Linked DNA regions of Homo sapiens: region 2 is linked to region 1. Evidence: chromatin loops called from intact Hi-C (ENCODE). Cell type or tissue: Caco-2. All regions are shown on one strand.

Region 1 (8,000 bases):
CTGGAGCAGCTGGGATTACAGGTGTGTGCCACCACACTTAGCTAGTTTTTGTATTTTTAGTGGAGACAGGGTTTCACCATGTTGGCCAGGCTGGTCTTGAACTCCTGACCTCAAGTGATCTGCCCACCTTGGCCTCCCAAAGTGCTGAGATTACAGGCGTAAGCCACCATGCCCAGTCTATTTTTAACCTGCTTACCCTCCATGACCCTCAAAAACCCCAGCCCAGAATTCCTTGGGGATGTAGATTTGAGGGTCTCCTCCCATCCTTCCCTCAGAGCTCTGCAATCATTGAGCTCTTTCTGTGCTGCAAACCCTGCTGTCTCAGTGTAATTGGTCTGTTACTGCACAGTGGGCGTACGAACCTGTTGTTCTTATAACACTTCCACAAACTTCCCCTCTCCACAGGCACAAACACATAAACCCACTCCTATAATGATTCGTGAATATTTCAGGCTTTACTGAAGATTGAGAGATCTAGGGGAGAGGAGGTCAGAGTGGTTTGCCTCACTTAAAACAAACGAGCTTGACACTAAACATGCGGCCTATCTATTCAAAATGTCTTCTGGCTAACCCACCCCAGAGGAGTCTCCACTGGCCCTTCATTCCACAGGGTCCTTTACACTATCACCCCAGCTTCTCCTATGCCTCGCATCTTTCTCTTCTTGTCTCACTCAGAGCAGTTTGCTCAGCATCTTTTGCTGCTTTGTTTCCTGCTCTCTGAACCTCACATTCAACCCAGGCAGATTCTCTAGGTATTTCTACCAAAGTATCTTCCAGTAGCAAACTCACGGTGCCAGCTGTTTGATCCATTTTTGTTTTTACTTCATTACACCTGAGACGAGGGAATCCCAGTATTAGTTCCACCACAGGGATAAACAGAGGGCCCTGAAGAGGGACCCCTAAGCCAGTCTTGGAGTGGGTATCAAGTGAAAGGTTTTCCAGAGGAAGAGACATCTGAAGTAGGAACAGGAGTTACCCAGGACAAGAAGGGAGATGGCACAACCCACTGAGACTGGAAAATTTAGCACTGATAGAGTAGAACATACACATAAGGAGTAAAGCTATAGAGTAATGGGGCACACTGGGCGCGGTGGCACACGCCTGTAATCCCAGCACTTTGGGAGGCTGAGGCAGATCACCTGAGGTCAGGAGTGCAAGACAAGCCGGACCAACATGGTGAAACCACATCTCTACTAAATACAAAAAATTAGTCAGGTGTGATGGCACATGCCTGTAATCCCAGCTACTTGGGAGGATGAGGCAGGAGAATCGCTTGAACCCCGGGGGCGGAGATCGTGCCACTGCACTCCAGCCTTGGCGATAAGAGCAAAACTGCATCTAAAAAAAAATAATAACAGGGCAGCCCACAAGTAGAGTGCATCAGCTAAGGGACTGTCACTGCATTTAGAAAGCAATGCATAGATGGTAAAGGATTTTGAAGCATAATACAAGCAGATTTGCACTTTTTTCCTTTCTTTTCTTTTTTCTTTTTTTTTTTTTTTGGTAGTGGGGATGGAGTCTCACTCTGTTGCCCAGGCAGGGGTGCAGTGGCACAATCTTGGCTCACAGCAGCCTCCACCTCCCAGATTCAAGCAATTCTCCTGCCTCAGCCTCCTGGGTGACTGGGATTACAGGGGTGCACCACTACTGTCCACTGATTTTGTATTTTTATTATAGAGAGGGTTTCACCACGTTGGCCAGACTGGTCTCGAACTCCTGACCTCAAGTGACCCATCCGCCTCAGCCTCCCAAAGTGCTGAGATTACAGGTGTGAGCCATCATGTCCAGCCTACACTTTTTTCTTTCTAAAAATCACTGCAAGAATTCCCTTGAGGTTGCAGGAGGGGAGAGATCCCGGAGGCAGAGTGCGGTGGACTGGGGAAGGGGGTTGCAGCTCTAGAGTGCAGGCTGGAGATGTAGAGGAGGGGAAAAATTAGGGAGCTATATCAGAGGTAGACTGGAAACCACCTAGTGATTCATTGGAAGGGGTGCGGTGGTGAGCCAAGAGGATACCGGATCATGGTGAGGATTCAAGGGTCAAGATTGCAGCAGGTTTCACTGGTAGATGGTGTGGCCTTCTGCTGGGAGGTGGGGCATTTGGACACAGCTGATGAATTGATTCCCTCTAGTCCTCCCCTGATGGGCTCCTAACCTTCAGGGTATTTGCTTCTCGCTATCCTTGTCAGCTGCAGTGGGGGACCACAACTCCTTGAGTTCTGCCCAGCTGCAGCTGGACAATTTTTGAACACTTCTGCTCCTGGCTGATGCCTGGTGGCTTGCGGCCTCCCACAGAGAGAACAGATTGAAGCAGCTGGCACTGCAGCCAGAGATGGATGCAGTTGAGCAGAGAGAAGAGGACACAGAAGGCACCGTGAGGAACTCAGAGCTGCTCAATGGTTATGTGACCCTAGGCAATTCAGTTACCTTCTCTGAGTCTTAGATTCTCTATCTACACTTTAATGATGGGGGAGAATACTTACTTCAGACACGTGTTTTAAAGATTTCACATAAAGCGGCGGGGTGCGGCAGCTCACGCCTGTAATCCCAGCACTTTTGGAGGCTGAGGGGGGTGGATCACGAGGTCAAGAGATGGAGACCATCCTGGCCAACATGGTGAAACCCCGTCTCTACTAAAAATACAAAAATTAGCTGGGCGTGGTGGCGCACCCCTGTAGTCCCAGCTACTCGGGAGGCTAAAGCAGGAGAATCGCTTGAACCCGGGAGGCGGAGGTTGCAGTGAGCTGAGATCGTGCCACTGCACTCCAGCCTGGCGACAGAGTGAGACTCCATCTCAAAAAAAAAAAGGCCGGGCACGGTGGCTCACGCCTGTAATCCCAGCACTTTGGGAGGCCAAGACGGGCGGATCAGGAGGTCAGGAGATCGAGACCACCCTGGCTAACATGGTGAAACCCCATCTCTACTAAAAATACAAAAAATTAGCCGGGCGTGGTGGCGGGCGCCTGTAGTCCCAGCTACTTGGGAGGCTGAGGCAGGAGAATGGGGTGAACCTGGGAGGCGGAGCTTGCAGTGATCCGAGATCGCTCCACTGCACTCCAGCCTGGGCGACAGAGCGAGACTCCATCTCAAAAAAAAAAAAAAAAAAAAAGATTTCCCATAAAGCATGTGGAAGTGATTCCTGAACTGTAAAATTCTTTAAGGGAAGTGAAAGGAACAAATATTTTTGGCTAGATGAACTGAGATTCTCCATCTTACCCCCAGCTCCTCTCAGGGAAGACCTGGGGATCATAGAGCTGATATATAGAAAAGTTTAGTCCATCTTGATGGACTCAGAGTACCTTCGAAGTGAAAATAGGATCTGAGAATAGGAGCATGTACTATTAGCACAATAATGTCAAGGTTAATATTTCACAACATGGAGAGGCAAAGTCATTTTAATTGGAGGAATTTCATGTTACACTGGACTGTGTGATCCTCGTAAGAAAATAATTCTTGTACAGACATTTGCCTAAGACTAATCAGGAAAAAAGAGAGCTTAGTCATTACTGCCAGACAGAAACCAAACTGAAGTCTGGTTTTTACCTTCCCCCATTCCCTTCATAAACAAAGAGGCCCAGGGGAAGAATCGCATGAGATGAACACCTCATTCAGACAGTGCGTGATGAGGTGAGGAGTCAAGGCCACATCTATGTGTGTATGGAGCCCAAGCCCTTCCTGCCACACCAGCAGGCGAGAGCCCCCGCATCTCAGCCCTTTCAGCCTCAGCTGCCTCTGGTTCCCTTCCCCCACCAAACTTCCTCCCTCCTCCAGACACACACAAGCTGCCACCATCACCATCACCATCACCACACACAGCACCCAAGTGCCAACCCGATAGCTGAATTGGCCTTCCCTCCAGAAACGTGACAATACTGAACACCTTCCCAGGCCCTGCCCGATGCTGGCTCAGGAGAGGGGAGATCCTACCCCTGCTGGAGGATCTCCCAGTGAAGTGAGGAGAGAGCCCTAGAGGCATGTAACACTGACCCCTCCCCAAAGACCCAGTAGCCCTACCTACTCCATTTTGGAAAGTACGTAACTGGGAAGAAGGAATGCACCCAGGAATTTCTAGGATGTCATGCCTGAGGAGCCCTGTGGGAGAGGGGTTATGCCAGAAGCATAGTGGGGAAGGGAGCAAAAAGAGGCTCCCTTTTTCCCTGATTAGCGCCACTCCATTAGGAGCCTCGAGCTGCTCTTCCCCCTGCCTGGCTGACTGCTGTCTTGGGTGTGTCTGGGAATCAGCCACTGGAGACAGTGAGTGTGGTTGGGGGAAGGCCGGAGAGTGACTGCTGGTAACCCCAGCTGCACATGATGGTGGCCAGCTGCCAGCTGGCTCCTCCCAAAGCCTCCCAGCTGGCAACGGCTTTGAAGTCAGACAAGCCACGGCTCCTAGGCTGTCCCGAGGGGATGTAAGTCCAGGACCTACACACAAAGCACCTATCCAATGACAAGCTAAGTCCAGGCAGGTCCTCCTAAAGGCCCCTGGCTCTCAGACCAGCTGATGCAACTAGATTAGAAAAAACAGAACATGCAAAGCTTACTCACTGCCGGCTGAAACAGTCGGAAGGACAGTTCACAAAGCCATTTCCCATCCATTATATCATTTCATCTGCCCAAAAACCCAGAGGAGAGTCCTGCCGACCCCAGCCATGGGCACGCTGCTCAGCCTCTCTGTGCCTTAGTTACTGTCCTTGTGAAATGGGCAACAATAAGAACACCTCTTCTGCTTTCTAGCTGTTTGTCAATTTCTAGTCACGTGTCTTGGGCAATGCATTTAACTTAATTGTGCTTCAATTTTCTCACATGTCAATGAGGTTAAAAATAGAACCAACCTCATGGGATAGCTGGGAAAATTAAATAAGTTAATACACCTAGAGCACTCAAAACAATGGCTGGATGCATACAAAGTGCTCCATAAATGCTAGCAACTATTATTATTTCTGTGGTTATTATTAATCAGGGGATTGTTAGGAGGATCAACAAAACATTAACAGCTGCCATATAGTGCACATTGACCGTGTTTCTGGCACTGGGTTCAGTCTTTTATGGGAATTACCTTGTACATAATGTTTAGTACACGCTGACTGCAGCACCTAATTCATAGAGAGCCCTTAACAAACAGTAGCCACTATCCTTATCTCCCTCATTCCACAGAGGGGCAAACAACTCAGAGGCTTAATGATTTACCCAAGTCCACAAAGCTAATAAGTAAGGAGAACTTAGACTTGAATCCAGGTCTTCTGAGAAACAGGCTTCCATGATCCTTCAATTCTCACCTTCTTCTTGTCCCACCTTCCCCAGCCTGGCACTCAGCATTTGCTCCACAGCTAAAGCTGGCTTCCCTTCATGAGACACATCTGCTGCTCAGTCGCAAGGTGCCCAGCCTTCTCCGCACAGGTGTTAAGAGCTCCTGCAGGCCGGGCATGGTGGCTTATGCTTTAATCCCAGCACTTTGGGAGGAGATGGACGGATCACCTGAGGTCAGAAGTTCGAGACCAGCCTGGCCAACATGGCGAAACCTGTTCTCTACTAAAAATACAAATAATAGCTGGGCATGGTGGCAGGCACCTGTAATCCCAGCTACTCGGGAGACTGAGGCAGGAGAATTGCTTGAACCCGGGAGGCGGAGGTTGCAGTGAGCCGAGATCGCGCCATTGCACTCCAGCCTGGGCGACAGCGTGAGACACCATCTTAAAAAAAAAAAAAAAAAGGAGCTCCTGCAATGGGAAGGACCACACTTGCCTCCAAATGGCGTTTCTCCTTTAGGAGCCAGGAACCAGGCTCCAGCAGGCACAGAGGGGTGCAAGGCAATGAGACAGGGTCATAGATGTTCCCAGGGAGCAGACCCAACCCCAGTTCCAGCTCTGCCTTCTTTAGGAATAACACGGAATCACAGATGCTCCTGGGGCTCATGACTGGCTCCAACTCCAGTTCTGCCCTTCTATCTAAATGTCCCTCTGCTGCAATTCTGTGGTGGAGCCTTCCCAGAAAACAACTCCAAATCCTCCCTTAGTTGAGCAAAGTGAGTCCACAACCAGCAGCAGCCAGCTGAGGGGTGAAAGATGTTTCCCTGCACGTTACATATCAAAGGCAATGTTTTGCTTAAGACATGACTGCTGGACTGTGGGCAAGTTACTTCCCGTCTCTGGGCCACAGTTTCCTCACGTGAAATGTTGAAAAAATAAGACTCATCCAGCAGGGCTGCTCTAAGGGCCAAATGAGAGAATGGATGTCAGAGCACAGGACCTGGCACCAGAAACACAAACAGGAGGAGTCAGCACACTGTACGGACTCCACAAATGCTCACTGACCAGATGGAACTTGACAGCCCAATATGCCAAGGTGGCTCACGGTAAAGTGAGCAAGAACACCTTAAGGGAGAGTACAAGGATGTGAGACCAAGATCCTCACTGAAGAATAAAAGCCTGTGTCCACCACAGGGGGCTCCAGCCTGGAGAAGGACACTCTCCCAGAAACTCTGCAAAACCCCACTTACCATAGAAGATGGAGAAGCCGTGTGGCAGAGGCACAAGATAGCAGCCATGGGGAGATGTGACCAGTTAGGTGACAAGGAAGCAATGGAGCTGCCTTTGCATTTGAAGCTCAAGATTCATATGAGCTGGTCCTTGCCAAGAAACAGGTGCACACTGAGGAGGACCAGAGTGGTGGTATGCTAGAGCTGTCATGGATCATGGCCCACAAGAGCCAATTGCTACTTTTTCAGAATGTTTGCAAACCAGTTACTAAATGTGGCCATGGAAGGCTGGGCGCGGTGGCTCACGCCTGTAATCCCAACACTTTGGGAGGCCAAGGCGGGTGGATCACCTGAGGTCAGGAGTTCGAGACCAGCCTGGCCAACGTGCCAAAACCCCGTCTCTACTAAAAATGCAAAAATTAGCCAGGCGTGGTGGTATGTGCCTGTAGTCCCAGCGACTCAGGAGGCTGAGGCAGGAGAATTGCTTGAACCTGGGAGGCGGAGGTTGCAGTGAGCTGAGATCACACCACTGTACTCCAGCCTGGGTGACAGAGCGAGACCCTGTCTCAAAAAAACCAAAAATATGAATAAATAAATAAATGTGACCATGATTAAAATTATATAAACTTAAGTGAATATTAAAATCAATGATAATAAACACTCAAAACTCATCACTTCCTAATTATTATACTGTATTTTACTACCATCTATGCTCTTAAAGTGATTTATATCTATTATATCTCTGTGATAGAAATGCTCGGCCGGGCATGGTGGCTCACGCCTGTAATCCCAGCACTTTGGGAGGCTGAGGCAGATGGATCACGAGGTCAGGAGTTTGAGACCAGCCTGGCCAACATAGTGAAACCCCGTCTTTACTAAAAATACAAAAAAAAATTAGCTGGGTGTGGTGGCACGTGCCTGTAGTCCCACCTACTCAGGAGGCTGAGGTGGGAGAATTTCTTGAACCTGGGAGGCAGAGGTTGCAGTGAGCCAAGACCACGCCACTGCAGTCCAGCCTAGGTTAACAGAGTGAGACTCCATCTCAAAAAAAAAAAAAAAAAAGAAAAGGGAAATGCTCAGTCCTATTACATTTTTTAAACCTGAATCAGCCATAGAGTATTTACACCACAGGAATGGGCAAACCTACAAATCATGATCCCTTCCCTGCCCTACAGAGCCAGTTGTTAAACATTTATCAGCTCACCACTAATGAAGAGGCTCTCCACTGCTCCAGTGCCTCCAAGGAAATGGGCTTTTATGAGACTTTGAGTCGTGCTGTCTTGCATGCTTAGGTTGTGTTTTCTCTGTTAATTAAATTTCTGGCCACAGCTTCATATTAAGAGCCCTTACAAGGCATTTCATGAGGTCTAATGATCTCAGGAGTGTGGAAAGGCACATTTCTGCAATGAGTCTAACAATATGGAGGGCTACATGAAGCATGCTGCCCTTCACAAAGGGCAGGGAAGTTACACAAGAGGAGACCAATATAAACTTAAAGCCTTTTCTTGTCTTCCCCAACCTTCAGAAC
Region 2 (8,000 bases), 350 kb after region 1:
TTCTTCTCTGAAACAGCTATTACTGGTGTTTTCATATAATGATGATTTTCTAATTTCATCATTCTTCCTATATTTATTAGCTGGTGTTCTACTGTAAGGAAAATCTCTTCTCACCCACTTAGTTTTTCATCAAATAAATATTTATTCATCAAATAATATATATGTTAAATAACGTTTTAATTAGTCATCAAATACATATTTATTTGTTGAATAAATATTGATTATTCATCAAATAAATAAATATCAAATCCCAGATTGTTACTTTTTTCTGTTATCCTCATTTATTTTTATGCCCACATTGTCTCAGATTTAGCCAATGGGAGCCCATTCAAGCTGGCTCCTGTACTTTTGATCTGTCCCCATCATTCTTTGAGTACTTCCTTATTCACTGACGCAACCAGATGTTCCAAGCTCATCTTATGCTTTCCTGGTTTCAACTCTGTAATCAGCCAAGTCTTCAAGTGAGCCCTAGTTCCTTTTAATGGAAACTGGTATTTGGAAACCAAGGTCTGGGCACAATATGTGCTTTTGTGGTAGCTATTTGATAATAGCGACCACATGATATACAGCAGGAGAAAGGAAATGACTGCATTACTTTTTTTTTTTGAGATGGAGTCTCACTCTGTCACCCAGGCTGGAGTGCAGTGGCGCCATCTCAGCTCACTGCAACCTCCGCCCCCTGGGTTCTAGCGATTCTCCTGCCTCAGCCTCCCGAGTAGCTAGGATTACAGACACCTGCCACCACGCCCGGCTAATTTTTTTGTATTTTTAGTAGAGACCGGTTTTCACCATGTTGGCCAGGCTGATCTCGAACTCCTGCCTCAGATGATCCACCCGCCTCGGCCTCCCAAAGTTCTAGGATTACAGGCATGAGTCACCACGCCCTGCCTACTCTGCATTACTTTTTATAGGTCAATCCACACCTGGAATATAAATGAATGAGAGTGTTTTCAGAGACAAGCCTAGAGAAGATATCTACTGGGAAAAGAGACATCTTGGGGTAGAGAAAGGGAAAAGCAATGATTACTATATTCAAATATCTAAAGGGATGTTGTAGAAAAAATGGTGTCTATAGTCATGTCCTGAGCCCCTAAAGGGTTCTAATGGTTGGAAAAAGAGACTTCTGTTTCATCAGTCAATTAACATATGTTAATCACCTATTACTATCAGGCTGTGGCAGTGAGTGCTGATTGCCCTGCTATTGCTCTTCTGCCCATCTTTTTCATGAATATAACCCAGATATCATTCTGGTTAGCAAAATGCCTTACTAAAATACTCACCTTTCCATACTTCCCTGAAGCTTGAAGTGGTCGTATGACATAGTTCTGCCCAATGAGATATAAGCTGAAGAATACTGGCAATTTCCAAGAAAATTTCGCCTTCCCAATATAGGTGCCGCCCATCTTCCTGGTTTTCCCCTTCTCTGGCCTGTCTGGAATGCAGATGTGATCCTACTTGAAAGAACAAAAGACATATTACAAACACCAACAGAACCACAGACCAAAGATGGCAGAACCAAAAGATAGAAGGAGCCTGGTTCCCAGAAAGCATTCTTGCCTGATTTCTCCACAGTTGGGCTTGATGTCTTCTGGGCTTACTGTTACATGAGAAGAATGAATCCCTTTCTTGTTTAAGCCACTATAATAGGTTTCTGTTAAATGCAGCTGAGATGCAGTCCTAATCCAGGCACTATGCTAAGTCCTAGGAGGGGAAAGGCCACCTAGTGGAGTCACTGGCTTTTCCTGCCTATCAGACAGAATGTGAGGAAGACTTCCTAAAAACTGGAACACTACCAAGATGGACTTAACCCCAGGAGAAGACGTGATCCCCCTGACTACGAAGGAATGTGTGTAGAGGCTGGGTGGTACTTTTGCAGCTGGGATGTTGTAAAGCAGTATTGAGCACAGAGTGAAAGGCTAATTCAATGACCTTTAAAGTCTATTCCAGTGCAAACATTTTTCTAAGAGTCAGAAAGTTAAAAAAAAAAATAGATGGACTCAGGGCATGCTAAGCTTTCGCTGGACAGTTAGTGTTTGGTTTTTTTTTTTTTTGTATTTTTGTTTTTTTGAGACAGAGTCTTGCTCTGTCGCCCAGGCTGGAGTGCAGTGGCACGATCTTGGCTCACTGCAACCTCTGCCTCCCGGGTTCGAGCAATTTTCCTGCCTCAGCCTCCCAAGTAGCTGGGATTACAGGCACGCCCACCATGCCTGGCTAATTTTTTGTAGTAGAGATGGGGTTTCACTGTGTTAGCCAGGATGGTCTCTATCTCCTGATCTCGTGATCCGCCCGCCTCGGCCTCCCAAAGTGCTGGGATTATAGGCGTGAGCCACCACGCCCAGCCGACAGTTAGTGTTTTTTAGCTGTAGTCTGCATTTGGATCGATGATTTTCATTAAAGTTCCTAAGAATGCATGCTCCCTCAGCACCCCCTGGGTAAACATGTTATAGCAATTTTAAGTTTCTAATGAAATTTTTGTTGTAATTTATTTGTAGCAATCTAATTTATCCCTTTTTTTACGACTAGAATTTTTATTTATCTTGGATTTACAAAGTTAATATTGCCGTAAAACATAGCAGCATTTTAATTTTTAGATAGTAATAGATTTATTATTTTTATCTGTGTTTAAAATCATAGTAGTCTGGGCACCGTGGTGCACAACTGCAGTGCCAGCTACTCAAAAGGCTAAGGCAGGAAGATCTCTTGAGCCCAGGAGTTCTAGGCTGTAGTACGTGATGAACACACCTGTGAATAGCCACTGCACTCCAGCCTGGGCAACATGGCGAGACCCTGCTAGAACAAAAAAGAAAAAAAAACCATAGGAATAAGATGCATTTTCACCACTTTGGAATGTTTATGTCCCATAAACTAACCATTAGGGATCTGTTTATTGGCAGAGTTTCTGTAAATATATGAATGCTCTTGATGAGAAAAGGAGATTTTTTTTTCCTCTCAGAGTGGAAGCCAGGTTCTTTGGTGGGATACTCACCCATCAAACATAAGAAAGGAAAGGTCAAGACTTTACTGGGTTCTATGGTTGATCCCAAGCCTGAGATAGGAGGATGAGCTGCACAACTTTGTGAAGGTAGCCAAGGGTAACTGGGAAGTTATTAAGGGCACAATAGAGGTTTATTGAGTGAATCAACAAATGAATCCTTTGGCAGCCTGATTGTTTCTGAGTAGGTGATTTTGAACAGCCCACAGTTCAAAGATTTCTCAAAGCCCACAGTTTTGAGAAATCAGTGTTTCTCAAAAGGCATCACAATAGGGGGTGCAAGGAAGGTAAAAAAGGCAGCGTTTAAAACAGAAATTACTCAGGGTCTCACTTCTACCTGCTGAATCAGAATCTCTGCAGCCAGCAGACAGAAATCTGCATTTTAACAAACCCCAACCCAGTCCAGAGGATTCTGCTGTATAATAAACTTTGCTAACTATGGACACGCATGCTGTTCCAGCTGAAGTTTCCACGGAGGGACGGAACCTTAGAGGGAGGCAGGAGTTCCAGCTGGAGCAGGATTTTGGGGTGGTCGTCCTTGAGAGGGCAGCCATAGTACATGTGCTTGTCTCTAGCGACACCTGCTGGTTGAGAGTGACAATTAACAACCCCTGAAACTACACAGGTGTTTTCTCTAATGGGGCCTCCAATACTAAAGGCATTTAGTGTTTGCATTCTAACAGCGGTAATTAACATACCAAAAGCCCCAGATATGGGACACTAACTTTTATATGTGTATCCTCTTTTCACTAGCTTTCAGGTAGAAACAATATATACTTGAAGAATATTGTCCTTCGATTATCTTACATGTTTCTTAGAATGAATGTTCCCGTTTTACGTTCATTTGAAAAAAGATCAACTTTTGGATATTCTCTGAAAGGATTGACTGAATTTTTTTTTTTTTTTTTTTTTTTGAGATAGTATCTTGCTCTGTCGCCCAGGTTGAAGTGCAGTGGCGTGATGTCGGCTCGCTGCAACCTCCACCTCCCGGGTTCCAGCGATTCTCCTACGTCAGCCTCCCAAGTAGCTGAGACTATAGGTGCCCACCACCATGCCCAGCTAGTTTTTATATTTTTAGTAGAGGTTTCACCATGTTGGCCAGGCTGGTCTAGAACTCCTGACCTCAAAAGATCCACCCATCTTGGCCTCCCAAAGTGCCGGGATTACAGGCATGAGCCACCGCACCCAGCCTACTGAACTTTTTGACTAGGGAATTTGTTCTCTGTTATTGTTTTATGGAAATAAGAAGAAGCTAATTCTTATCTGACATCAAAGACTCCAGGCAAGATAAAAAAAAAAAAAAGTACCATGATATCTTAGAGAAAAATTGGTTCTTCTACTTTCCTGAGCACCTACTATATGCCAGTATTCCTCTCAGGGAGGCTCACAGTTGAGGGATGGAGAGGGGATAGGTGTGGTCAGTGTAGCAATAGAAGTGTGTATAATGTGTCACAGTAGTTGGGGGTGGGGGCAACAATTCATTCCATTGGGGTGGGTCAAGGAATAAATTGAGGCCTAGGGGAAAAGTGTGATCTTCCAAATCCTCCACAGACATCGCCAGATCTGAAGTTCCCAGAAAAGAGACTGGTGTGTGCTAAGGCATAAAGGTGTGAAATAGCATTTGCGGCATATGCACTTGGAAAGCAGTAACCTCCAAATAATATGTTCTTATAAAGTGTGAGGCTGGAAATGATAAGAGATGAGGCCAAGGAGTCAGGCCACGTCTCACCCACCTGCCAAGAAGGTTAGATTTTATCCTGTAGGTGGTGAATAACCACAGAATAGTTTAAATTTAAGATTTGCTTTTTATCAGGTTGTTTGTCCCACTTGACTATCCATGCACAAAGTATAGAACCTCCTATTTATCTGACAGTGGTCAAAACTGAGTCAAAAGGCCTAAGATTATATCTATTAATTGAGAATTTCATGCAGATTAAACACAAAAAGTCCCAGTCCCTTTGGAAAGTAACTTAGCATTCTGGTAATTACATTTGACCTGTGTGCTGTAAAAGGTTTTGGTTTTGGTTTTAGTTTTAATGTAGATATTTAACAGAGCTGAATTTCTGTGCCTTTTATGTGTGAGCTGCTGCACTGCCTCCTCTCCTTGTCCTAACAGGGACTCACACACAGCATTCCCCTCACACAGACCCCAGAAAATCCCATCGGTGTCCTTACTGGGGCCAAACACTGAGCACTGGTTCCTAGAACCTGAGGCATGAAATAAACCAATTCATTGTTTTCTGCATAATTTCACATGCTTTTAAAATAATAAGTGATAATGGATACATTACCATGTTGCCTTTCACAACAGGGTAAGATGCTCACTTTGTGGTCGTACACATGATCAGGACCTTCCCTCATGGAAGAAGGATAAAGAAACCTTGTTTCACCCTCCTCCCTCCTGCTTGGTCTTCAGCCATACCATGCATGTCTTTATGCACTTATCATGGTCTGGTGGAAAAGCATGGAATTTGGAATCTGATGGACTTGAGTTTGGATCTTGCCCACCCCATCACCTTGCCAAGTTCCTTAACTTCTCTTTCTTTACCTGGCAAAAGGAGCTAATAATGCCTTCTCTTGAAGACTGAGTGAAAAGTGTGATTATATCCTGAAACCAGTGCCCAACACACAGCAGATTCTTAATAAATGCTAGTCCTTTCCATTCTTTTTCTATCTTGCCCTTGATATCAGTGAGCCATCAGAAGGCCAGGAAGCAGCCAGGCATGGTGGCTTATACCTGTAATCCCAGCTACTCAGGAGGCTGAAGCTGGAGGATCATTTGTAGTCAGGAGTTTGAGACCAGCCTGGGCAACATAGCAAGATCTCATCCCTACAAAAAAAAAAAAAAAAAAAACAATTTAATTAGCCAGGTATGGTGGCATGTGCCTATAGTCCCAGCTACTCAGAGGACTGAGGCAGGAGTTTTGCTTGAGCCCAGGAGTTTGAGGCTACAGTGAACTATGATTGTACCACTACAGTCCAGTCTAGCCAACAGAATGAGACTCTGTCTCTAAAAATAATGATAATAGGCTGGGTGCGGTGGCTCACGCCTGTAATCCCAGTACTCTGGGAGGCCGAGGCGGGCGGATCACCTGAGGTCAGGAGTTCAAGACCAGCCTGGCCATGGTGAAACTCCATCTCTACTAAAAATACAAAAAATTAGTCGGGTGTAGTGGTGCATGCCTGTAATCCCAGCTACTCTGGAGGCTGAGGCAGGAGAATCTCTTGAACCTGGGAAGCGGAGGTTGCAGCGAGCCGAGATTGCGCCATTGCACTCCAGCCTGGGCAACAAGAGCAAAACTCCGTCTCAAAAAAAAAAAAAAAAAAAAAGAAAGAAAGAAAAAGATAATTAGAAGTAAATAATTTTTAAAAGACCAGGAAGCTCACAGCCTTCAGTTCACACTGCAACAGTAGTAATTGGCCATTAGATCATGCTGTTCAGTGTTGTCCTATGGGGCTTACCTCTGGAACAGGTTAATTAAATAAAATCACACTTCTTAGCTTACAGATTTTCTGTCTTGATGTCTTTGTAAAGATTTTGAGCTGTTTTGGGTATGGAGTCTGACAGTCATTAACTAGCCCCCACCCTTCCCACTCCCCTGTTGTTCCAAGAGGACCCCAGTTCTGTCAATATTTGCTCACCACTAGATGTGGGCCACAACCCTGAAATGATTCCCAAAGCCAGGCCTTCCTGGCCTATGGGTTAAGCTGCCCCAGTTGCACAGATAAGCAGCTTGTGCCTGACTGGCCTGCCCCCAAATCAGGAGAGAATCTCTTAGCCACTCGTGCTGAAATGTGACTTTCTTATTAGCAGATATTGTCTAACAGACTGTGGATTCTTGCTCATTGGCCAAGTCAACAGCCTAAAGGACCTTACTCTCAAAAATTTAGGTAAAAGTTAATCTTTGACTTAGAGGGACAACATTTTTGGGGACAGTCTTCATTGCATGTAGTTTGCTCTGTTTGCACTCATCTACTCTTAATGTAACATCCTGGAAATGCCAAGATGTTGGCAGATTGTAACTGAACAAAATTTGGCAGTGAACTTGACAATCAAAATAGAGCCAAGTGACAAAAGTTTGAAAAGACACAAAAGAAAAAGATTTACAAGCTGAAGAACGCTAGAGTTAGCATAGAGACATATGGTTATAGAAAAAAATGCGAGTTTGCAAAGCTGTAGCACAGAACAGCACTAATATAAATGCCTGCTCAAATGTGGCTGCAAGACAAAGCTGGTGCCTGATATGGGGAGATAATGATGATCCTGAAATATTACCCTGCTGTATTTGTACTTGAAGGATTTTAAAGTATGTTCAAAGTAAATTTTATCTGTGTTTAATAAGCTCACAGGATAAGAAAGGAGATTGTGCCTTCATTGTAGTTTTATAAAGAGAGTATCTTTCAAGACATACACAAGACAGGAAAAGGAAAACCAGTCTTTGGAAAGACCATATGTTGCAATCTGAGAATTAGAAGGTTTGAACATCTATATTCCGAGAAGCCTCTTATTTGCTTTGGAACTCCCAACTTACAGGTATAGCCAACTGTTAATTATTAATACAAATTAATTTAGTAATTTCTACCTTCTACCTAGTTCAGAAGTTCTCTTAGAAGGCCATGTATTTCTAGCTGGGCGCGGTGGCCCACGCCTGTAATAATACCACTTTGGGAGGCCGAGGTGGGTGGATCACCTGAGGTCAGGAGTTCGAGACCAGCCTGACCAATATGATGAAACCTCATCTCTACTAAAAATACAAAAATTAGCCGGGCATGGTGGCATGTGCCTGTAATCCAGCTACTCTGGAGGCTGAGACAGGAGAATCACTTGAACCCGGGAGTCAGAGGTAGCAGTGAGCCGAGGTTGCACCATTGCACTCCAGCCTGGGCCATAATAGTGAAACTCTGTCTCAAAAAAAAAAAAAAAAAAAAAAAGAAGGCAATATGTTTCCATGCTGCCTGCTCTGAGAGTTGAGAGCAAAATCTGTTGCTTCCTACCTCCCATGCAGTG

Evidence for each region. Hi-C counts contacts between places; a loop is a spot of excess contacts. Peaks named below come from ENCODE experiments on the same cell type or tissue, not always from the same donor. Only the 100,000 strongest peaks of a DNase experiment are listed, where the experiment ranks them.
Region 2: it touches region 1 in a loop (2.6-fold over the local background); 4 of 110 quality-filtered maps call a loop at or near these places.

The regions. Positions count from the first base shown.
Region 1 is chr9:105,060,376-105,068,375 of GRCh38, forward strand. No RefSeq gene overlaps it. Among named protein-coding and RNA genes, the nearest start is that of CT70, 73 kb to the left of the region's middle. In Caco-2, no CTCF peak of the experiment used is centred here; DNase peaks (open chromatin) are centred at 4,356 and 5,136.
Region 2 is chr9:105,412,014-105,420,013 of GRCh38, forward strand. It overlaps a transcript of SLC44A1 not described here. Among named protein-coding and RNA genes, the nearest start is that of FSD1L, 32 kb to the right of the region's middle. In Caco-2, CTCF peaks have their summits at 1,675, 1,876 and 3,544 (motif pointing left); DNase peaks (open chromatin) are centred at 1,719, 3,548 and 6,688.